2 separate regions of the Mus musculus genome follow, and region 2 is linked to region 1. The links are chromatin loops, found by intact Hi-C in ENCODE. Cell type or tissue: heart. All regions are shown on one strand.

Evidence for each region. A loop is a pair of places that touch in the nucleus more often than their neighbours do. Peaks named below come from ENCODE experiments on the same cell type or tissue, not always from the same donor. Only the 100,000 strongest peaks of a DNase experiment are listed, where the experiment ranks them.
Region 2: it touches region 1 in a loop (6-fold over the local background); 4 of 42 quality-filtered maps call a loop at or near these places.

The regions. Positions count from the first base shown.
Region 1 is chr2:118,109,156-118,114,155 of GRCm38, forward strand. Thbs1 (thrombospondin 1) reads left to right here and starts at 2,721. Exons shown (of 22, transcript NM_011580.4): 1 at 2,721-2,920; 2 at 3,460-3,554; 3 at 3,815-4,374. The coding sequence starts at 3,488. It overlaps Gm13986 (predicted gene 13986), which reads right to left and starts at 2,047. Exons shown (of 10, transcript NR_126479.1): 1 at 1,542-2,047. In heart, CTCF peaks have their summits at 2,078 (motif pointing left) and 2,286; DNase peaks (open chromatin) are centred at 1,576, 2,106, 2,646 and 4,096; H3K4me3 peaks cover 3,290 bases; H3K27ac peaks cover 3,111 bases.
Region 2 is chr2:118,036,499-118,041,498 of GRCm38, forward strand. It overlaps Gm13986 (predicted gene 13986), which reads right to left. Exons shown (of 10, transcript NR_126479.1): 5 at 47-927. Among named protein-coding and RNA genes, the nearest start is that of Gm25308, 39 kb to the right of the region's middle. In heart, no CTCF peak of the experiment used is centred here; a DNase peak (open chromatin) is centred at 3,093.

The sequences.
Region 1 (5,000 bases):
TAAAGAATAATGAAGTTATGACATTTGTGGGAAAATGGATGCAACTAGAGATCATTATGTTAAGTGAGATAAGACAGGCTTAGAAAGACAAATGTCACAGTTTCTCTAGTATGCACAATCTATATTTAAATGGGAGAGGGCACGAAAGTAGGATTTATGACAGAGGACCATGAGGCCTAACAGGAAGGGTGGATGGAAGACAAGTGAAAATAATAGACATAAGGTATAGAAGCAGGAGGGGATCCATGCTTGCACTCACTGAGGAGACACACACACACAAGAAGGGGGTAGCGTACACACAGGCAAACATATACATGCACACATGCTCATATGCACATACACACACATACACAAACACACACATAAACACATACACATGCACATATACACACACACACATATGAACTCACACAGACAGACTGTATTCTCCCTACTAAAGATAGTAACTCCTGCTTTTTCCCTTGCTTCTCTACAACATCCCAAGAGTGTGCTGAATTTCTGTCATCTGCTCACAGCACATGATGATCGGGACTTTGGGTGGTGGTGATTGGGAATATGGGTGAGACCTCATAGCTGCCTAGGAACCTCATCTCCTGCAAACCAGGACAGCTGGATTGTCATGCTGTGTTTAGGGAAAGACTCTATGTTTGTATTCAACATCTCCTAGGCCACTGCCAGCTTTCAGTACAACAAAGCTCTCCCATAATGCCTTATCTGAAAGGTGTGGAGGAGGTCAAAACTTGTATTGTGTTGTTGAAAGGAGCCAAGTTACAAACTGTCCACACCCCCTCAGTCTGGACAGCACATGGCCCAAAGGGGCAGACCCTGATTGCTCCTGATCCATCAGCAAGGTGTAGCTGGGCCTAGGGAAGTTGGTGGCTTTACACAAGGAGAGAAGCTCTTGTCTGTGGGCCGCTGACATTCACCTCTGTGGTACAAAACTCATGAGGAAAGAGGGTCTCAAGACCAGCCCTCCCAGGGCAGTCCCAAAGGTTCCTGCAGGAAGAATTAGTGCTGAGCAGGATATTTAAAGCAATCGCCTTCCACAAAGCAAAGAGGACCTGCGGAAGGAACTGGAAGCGAAGAGCAAGCCTGCCTGATGATCCCGAATCTTCAGATTCAGTGGCTGAGTCAGGGCCTGTGACTTCAAGGGCAGGAATCTAACTTGACTAATCAACCAGTAGAAACTTTTACTGCTGGCTCTGAGTATCTGAAGTCTAATAAACAAACACATCTTGGGAACGTACTTATCTACAAGAGGCACTGGCTGTGTAGCTGTGTACCCGGAGTAACTAGGAAACACTCTGTAAGCCCCTCCTTGCGTGTACGCACACATACCACGCACACTCACACACCTTGTCACCGAACACTCCCTCCCACACAAGGAAAGTGAAATTGCTGTGTGATGAGCATAAAGTCCTGGGTGTTTCCAAGGTTTGGGAGTCCAGCCAGGTGTAACTGATAAGGGGAGGGAGCCCCAGCTGTCCCTCAGCCGGCCCCGCCCTGATTCTGCCAAGATCCTTATTTGGTGATGCTTTTACCTGGATCCCTGGACTCAGAGCCAAGCCTGCTCACGCAGGGCCACAGCTGGAGAAGCATCGCCGCCGCTGACGTCCCTTCCCAAAGAGATGAATGGAATTCCAGGCAGCTGGAGTCATCTTGGCTCCGGACCGATGGCATTGAGACCAGACTTCAGAGACAAAGGATCAGGCAGCAGTCTACTGATGGAAAAGTGTATACCCACAGAAATGTAAACCACACCTCGGTTTTGGGAGCCGAAAAAATGAAAAAAAAACTGTTTAGGGAGAAAGATGGGAAATAAAATAATAGGTAGAGAGTAATTTATAACTCTACGGGTCCGTTCTGTAAATAGTGTAAGATCCTGGAGCCAGATGGTTCAGCAAATTCTCCTATCGGGAGTCACGTTAAGAAACACGAGTGGGCACAAAATTGTTTTTCAAGACACAATTTCAATTTTGCCTTGAGGGAGCGGGATATAAATTCGCTTCCTTAAAATGCCGCTAAAAACTCTCCGAAAGGATCCCCTAAATCAGAATACATATACCGCCCCCAAGCGGCCATCTGAGGAAGCAAAGTAGAACTGGGGAAAAAACTCTCGACTTGGACAGTGAGTCGGAAGGCGACCTCCGTGCACGGTCCTGCTGGCCCTGTGCAACACCGTGCTGACACCCTTAGTGAGTCAGACGGAAGGCAGGCGTGCGGGACAGGAGTGAAGCGCAAAGTATAGATGACATGGGATCCCCCACCCACCAGGATTGACTCAGGAGGCAGCTTCCTTTAAGGGGTCCAACCTTTTGCCCTCTTTTATTTTTAAACCAGACTGTCTCGATCCCCAAGCGTCTCTGTCATGGAATTATTCAAGGAGATGTGCTTTAATGAAAGCCTCCCTAAAGGGTCTTAGGTGGTCCCCAAAGAAGCATCGCGTCTGGGGACTCTCATGCAGAACGTCTCCAGTTCACATGGCGCAAGATCCTAAGCGCTAAAGGCTGAGTACGCCAAGGCTGCGTGGGCGGAGACCTATTTTTCTGACAAGTTCCAGGGCTCCTGTGCGGGATCGGAGTCTCCCCCTTCACTTTCAGCCCGAGAGCTGTGCGCCAAGCAGCAGGGGGCGGAGAAATGAACCCGTCCGTCCCCGTCCCCCGCCCCCGCCCCCGAGAACCCTCCCCCCTCCCTGCTTCCTGCCTCTTTAAAAGGTCCTGGGCTCCTCAGTCAAGCCAGCCACTGCCTGGAGTCAGCCAGCCTCATCGGACTTCTGCAGGCAATCGCGAAGCTGCTATCCAGTTCTGCCACGGTCTCTCCCGGCGCACCGGCAGTCTCAGCGTCTTCACCGGACTCAGCGTCCTTGTCCTTCACTTCACCTTTGCCACCTCTCCGGGTTACTGAGCCCCGGTGCACACAGGTAAACCTCCCGCCTCTGCGGAGCACCTGGCCGGCCACCTCAAAGCCCCAGGCTGCAGATGATCAGCGCTACTCCTCATCTCCTACTCTTCCCCTTCTGGTTTTCCTAACTCCTTTATCCTGCCCCGTCTATCCCCTGGAAAGAACTTTCCGGAGCTGGTTCTCTTCAGCCTTCGGGTTCACAAACTATACCTCCAAGACACCCCAAGATTTTCTCCCCAGTAGTCTCCAGGTTACCCCTGACTGTCGCCATCCAAAATACATTCTGTAATCTTGTCTAAAGGGGCGGGGGGGAGGGGACGGACCCAAGTCACTTTATACCCTTTATCCTGGAACTCCAACAATCCCCCTGCCTCTGGCGCTCTTTTTATACTGGATACCGTTTGGAAAGTAAACCCTTCTTTTTCAGCACATATGGGGCAAAAGAAGAAACACACACACACACACACACACACACACACACACACACACACACACACCTCTGCCCTTCCACCTTGCTTCCTGGTCTCTGACTCTGGCCTCCTGTGCTTCTTGCTACAGGCTCCGTGTTGGGCACAAAGGCTCCACCATGGAGCTCCTGCGGGGACTAGGTGTCCTGTTCCTGTTGCATATGTGTGGAAGCAACCGCATTCCAGGTGAGTTTGTGATATATTCATTTTCCTCCCCCTTCTCCTCTCTCTCTCTCTCTCTCTCTCTCTCTCTCTCTCTCTCTCTCTCTCTCGATAGCTCCTGTGTTTCCTTGGAGTCCTTATCTCCTGATAAGGATGCAGCTTCCCTCGCTCAGCTTTCCATAATTGCCATTATTGTCACGAGTTCCCACCTTGGCTCCTCACAGCCAGAACTTTACCCCCTTATACCTAGCCTAGAAAGCCGATTGTCTTCTCTCTCCTTACAGAGTCTGGGGGAGATAACGGTGTGTTTGACATCTTTGAACTCATTGGAGGTGCACGAAGGGGCCCCGGTCGCCGACTGGTGAAGGGCCAAGATCTATCCAGCCCCGCCTTCCGCATTGAGAATGCCAACCTGATCCCCGCTGTGCCGGATGACAAGTTCCAAGACCTACTGGACGCTGTGTGGGCCGACAAAGGCTTCATCTTCCTGGCTTCCTTGAGGCAGATGAAGAAGACCCGGGGCACACTCCTGGCTGTGGAACGGAAAGACAACACTGGCCAGATCTTCAGTGTGGTCTCCAACGGCAAAGCTGGCACCCTGGACCTGAGCCTGAGCCTGCCAGGGAAGCAACAAGTGGTGTCAGTGGAGGAAGCTCTCCTGGCCACTGGCCAGTGGAAGAGCATCACGCTGTTTGTTCAAGAGGACCGGGCTCAACTCTACATAGACTGTGATAAGATGGAGAGCGCGGAGCTGGATGTACCCATCCAGAGCATCTTCACCAGGGATCTGGCCAGCGTTGCCAGGCTCCGAGTTGCAAAGGGAGATGTCAATGACAATTTTCAGGTAAATCTTCTTACCTGTCACAAGGGCTATGTGGAATTAATATCGGTAGACTAAAAATGATTCTCAAATGTAAAGAGGAACAGACACCCCCAGAAGGTTGGTTAAATCATATTACAGATGACCCAAAACTCCAGGGTTTCAGATTTGATAGGGACCCGAGAAATTTTGTTCCTAATAAGAAATAAGTTGTAATGGTGCCAGGACCTGGGACCCATGCTTTCAAAGCTATCAGGAGAGATAAGAAATGGTTTTCCTATTACACTCAGCCTGTTTCAGAATGGGGTACTCCCTGTGCCCTTAGGAAAGTAACTTGTATCAAATGTACCTAGCAGTTTTAATAGGGCATGAAAAGGATACTTTGTCAGTATTTGAGTCCCTGGGCAGGGTGTTCTGGGTGCTTTCAGTATGGATCTAAGGCAAGACATGAATAACAGTCCAGTCATGTGCCTCTGGGACTCCTTACTTGCCTTAACTTTCAGATATTTTTTTTTCTTACAAGCGTGGCTTTGAACGCCCACATTAACTCTTTGTCACTGGAGAGTATCATGTCCTCCAGACTTGGGATCAAATTCCATTTCCTGTGTACCCCAAGCAGCCTGAAAACTGGATTCTTTGTAAAATGCTCC
Region 2 (5,000 bases), 73 kb before region 1:
TACACAGGACTCCAAGACAGACAGACACCCAGCTCCTGGGACTTACAGTTAAGTCATGAAAGTCATTTCTAGCAGATAGCTCCAACCACAGCAGAAATTCCCAGGTCAGAAAATCCTCCTGTGTTATGTTACACTTTGAGCCCACTTTGTGTCTGTGAGAAACAAAAACCCAATGGGAAAAGTCTTTTAAACAACAAGTCTTGACTTTTTAAAGTTAAGACTTTCAAAGACCAGCAAAAGATGCTGAAAAGATGTCACCTTTTATTTTGGTCAAATTATTATCTCTGCTCTGACATCATAGTTTTCTGTACTTAAAGTCTGTGTATTATAAATAACTGCATAAATATGTACACAATTAAAATGGAACTCAGATATAAGATTCAACAGTGGATTTTGTTTTTTGGAAAAGATATAATCCTATTGTATCAAATTTATAAGCTATTTAAATCTTGTGCCTCTTCCCACAAAGGATATTTTTAATAGAATCATATTAACTTTATACACTTTCTTTATAAGTTTTGCCTTAAAACATTGTGCCTTGTTTTATTAAATTGTTTTATTAGAATCCAATTCTGGCTTTTATAACAACATTTTATTCTAAACAGACATTTACTTTTAAAAAAATCTTTATAATGCCTGTATTTGCTATATCACTGCTTATCTGTTTATTGAATTTATTGAATACACAACTCTAAACATTAAAAAAATCCTCATGTTTTAAAAAATAATAATCTAAATAGTAACATAAAGCTGCAGGAGGTAATGAGGTGAAAAGCTGATGACAGGAAAACCGGATGCATCCAACGGCTCAAGCCACCAGCTTCTGTGGGTCCCCCATCTCGTCTCACAGTGGAAGAGGCATCCATCTTATGAGGCTGCTTCCTGGAGCATGGATCTCAAGATCCTTTCTTCTTCAAGCCTCTCTGTCTTAAAAAAAACAAAATGAAAGCAAAGCTTTCCCAGTCAGCCCTGTCCCACGTGCTTTTCTAGTTCGTGCCCCGCGTCTTCACCCCCACACATTTGTCCATCTGTTCACCTCCCATATCCTCCACGGCGCACTTATCTCTGCCATTCATCAGCACTAATCCATTTAAACCGTTCTTGCAAAGATAAACAGCAATTCCTCATGTAAACCCCACAAGAAACTCTCAGTCTCCATCTCGGATGACCTACACCTCGTGTTGAAACCCTGACTTCTCCATCTTTACTTCATCTCCCCATCATCCTCCTCTCCATCTGTTTTCCTTCCCTCTCCCTTTGTAATTTCTCACCCCTTCACCAGCTTTAATACAGTGGCTCTCCAGAAGTGTCTCTCCACTTCTCAATCAAACCCTTTTGGTAGATGAACCCCCCTGAATTAAATGACAGTCTAGCGCTGATAACTTCACAACTTAGAAAACAAATTTTCCAGAGCTTCAGGTCTGGATATCCAACTATGTATACAACATCGCCAGTAGATAGATAGACGCCTCAGGTTTCAACATGGAGTGCCTTTTTCCTCCAGCCTGACCCTCTTTGATATTCTTCTGCCTCAGTAAATATGACTGTCTTCTCATGTCAGAAAAACAAGCATCATCCTGTCTTCCATCTTTTTTTCTTCTTTCTGTTACAGAATACCAAGGTCCAGTTACTCTATCTCAAACAACATTTTCAGTGTATCAATGCTTCTGCCAACATTGACTCTCTGTCCTCTCTTTCACAGCACATTCTTATCCCCTCAGCTTCCAGACATACGCCCCTCCAGCCCATTCCTCCATTACCATCGGCTGGCTGATGTTTCTGAAGTAAAGTGTGGACCTTTCCGTACATACAAACTTGGAAACCTTCATGTCTTTCCCACTTGGTGCTGCAATAGAGAGGTTCAAAAATCTACTGACTAAAGAATTTAAGAGGCAAATTTACAAGTTTGTCTCAAGCAGCCTTTTGTTTTGTTTCATTACGTTGATTTGTTTGTATTTTATAATTATTAGACACTAACTCTTTGACTAAGTGTATTAGAAAGCTAATGGCCAATATCATGTCAGGGAGACTTTGTGGAGGAAAGGATCGTGGCTTATTTCACTGTGCCAAAGAAAGTCAGTCATAAACCCTGTTGGGAACAACACAGATGCTGCCGTGATAGGATAATTCTCCAAGACTGAGGAAAAAAACCCTCTCATACGTCAAAAGCTAGAACACTGACCAACTCCTAGCGTCAGACCTCAGCCATCAGTGAAAGTTAGAAGCGAGGACTTCAGATTATACCTGCTCACCCCTGATGCCTGCAAAGAGAAAGCCTCAGGTTGCTCTCTACAGCTATCAGGAGAACCCAGCACAGACATTCCCAGACAGCTACAAACACAGAGGGCTGAGGCCTAACTCACAGACGTGTAATCTTGGCCTCAGAAGCAAGTTACTCATCAAAAGAAAAGTCTAGGTTTCCAAAGTCTATGTGCATATGTATGTGTACAGAAGTGGTGTGTCTGTGTGCATGTATGATTTGTGGAGGGCTAAAGTGATTGCTTATATGATTTACCTCACAATTTACATCACCAGCCTCATTTCTACAGTGTAAACATCACCACTGCTTGCTCAACCACGCCTTCTTTCACACAAAATGTACTGAGCCCAGACATTTATCTAGCACTTAGCTTACATTGGATCTAATCTCTCCATTAGCTCAGCAACTATTTTCTACACCTGACAGAAGATTAAACTGAGGCCCTAAATAAAGCTCAAGTTCCTGCAACAGGAAAGAGGGCAGCCTGGAGTAGAACCTGGCCTACTCCAGTCCTGAAGACAGCCCTCTTTCCGTGCAACCTCCTTACGTCATAAATCATCACGTTTCTAGTTCTAGATAGTAAAAAGAAAGATGTGGAGGAGAAAGTTTCTGCTTTACGATAAACCACGCTGATAAAGATGATTCAGTGACTATTTTTGAGATGTCAGAGCTGAAAATGTACAGATTCCACAGCCCAAAGAACCTGCCAAGTCCCAATTGCACAACCAAAGCGGCGCAAGGAGCCAAGGAGGCCAACTGTGTGATGGAAAAAGCACAGATGTCATCTGGGAATGCTCAGAGGCCTGCCTTCAGATGGAAGAGAGACAGTCTTGCTTCCGCCGGAACCACGGCCTTATAAGGCCACACTAAGTTACTTCCTTGGCTGAATCAACCCAGTGCATACTGCCTGTTCGCTTAGATCACAGAGATCCTACGGCCTGAGCATCATGGAAAGAACGCCCCTGCTGGGCGGTGTGCTTAGTCCCCATCCTGAGCTGGCTCACAAACACCTACCTTGTAATAAAGCTGCTATGAGCCTTTCAGTGGGGACATGGGGGAGGCAAGACACTGGGGTCAAAGTGGAGATATTTAGGTCCTCCTGGGAAATTAGTCACACATCATATCCCTTCCTCTCCATTTACAGCCATTTATTTGGGAGCAAAGGAATTCTAAATGAATGAGAAGTCCCTTCCACGCCAACATGTGTTCTGAAGTTCACAGGAAGCCTTCTCCTCTGCCTTGGGGCATGCAGATGAGGCCTGCTCGCAGCTGCGCCTCCAGTGAGCTAATCAGACAGTACATGCCCACAATGGAGAGGGCTCCAGGGAACAGAACCAGCCATTTCTTTGCCTTGCTTCATCAGGCCTCCTGTCATTACACCAAAACTCTAGGAGGATAAAAGGGACTTAGATACCTCCAAGAAGACTGACCCGAGAATATGCATTAAACCGTGGTTAAGAATCTAGGGAAAAGGTCCTGCAAGGTTAAACACACTTCAGAAAAGGAACGTTCACACTCTTGCCAAGTTACTTCCCTTACAAATATTGATTACTCTCTGCAGATTATGCAGATATTTGTCTCAGCTGTTGTTATTTCAATGGCTTTCATTCTCAGCTACAAGAGTAATAGAGCTGTCACAAGGAGCCGATTCCAAACTTCCCCCTGAGGTAAGTCACCGGTGGGTGTTAAGATCCTCAGGAGGGGCGTGCCAAGTTCCACAAGAATCCCAGTGATTCTGAGATGATGGAGAATGCAAACTCTTTGTGGAAACTCACTAAAGGACTTCTCTTCAGTGATCCCTTGTTGGTCTCCCACCATTCTATTAACCCAAACCACAGTGTTTCTGGCTTTATCTTAGAAATCTTCACTCAGTCTTTGATCTCAGTTAAGGTCAGGATCTCTTGTGACAGGAAGGGATGATACAGATGGTGCAGTTCAAATTTCTACCTTGCAGGGCAGGGTCTCTCTCTGGTCAAGTTTCCCCTGTGCACATCCTACTATGGTAGACATTCATGGACACCAATAATTATTAGAAATAATAAGAATCAGGAGTTCAATTCTAACAGGTTTTGATACAATAGTACTAGATTATCTTGGTATTTTTTTTTCACTATGACTTTTTATTTCGACAAAATGAAAGGGGATGAGGCTGTCCATGTGTTGGGTGTCCCTTGTATTTCAGGAATGAGAGTCAGAGATCAACCTGCAGGAATCAGTTCTCACAATCTGCCATGTGGACCTTGAGACTCACACTTGGGTCATCGAGTTTGGTGGCAAGCATCATTACCCACTGAGACACCTCATCATTCTCCTTCACTAGAATTTCTATCAGGCAAGCTCCTCACCTGCCATTGACACCGACTGACAGGTAGATCTTCCTGGCTTACACTTCCAAGAAAACAATGTGTCTTCCAGCAGGAACAATTGAAAGTATTTAACAAGAGTCTCTAACAAGGAAGTTCACTGCATCTCACATCAATTTAACTCTGCTCATATAAATGGTTGTTCTTGGGGGGGGGGCTTTCCAAGCAAAACGGGGCTTTATTTTCTGTCTCTTTTTCCCCACTTTCAGGTATATTTCCTGGCTTGCTGAGAAATGTAAAAGTGAAAGCCGGAAGGAGAGGAACATCTAGGGAGTCATCGCTCAGAAAACCAGGACACCTGACTTCTGACCTCAGCCTTGAACTTAACTAGTTGTGAGACTCAAGGCTAATTGATGAATGATTCTGAACATTAATTA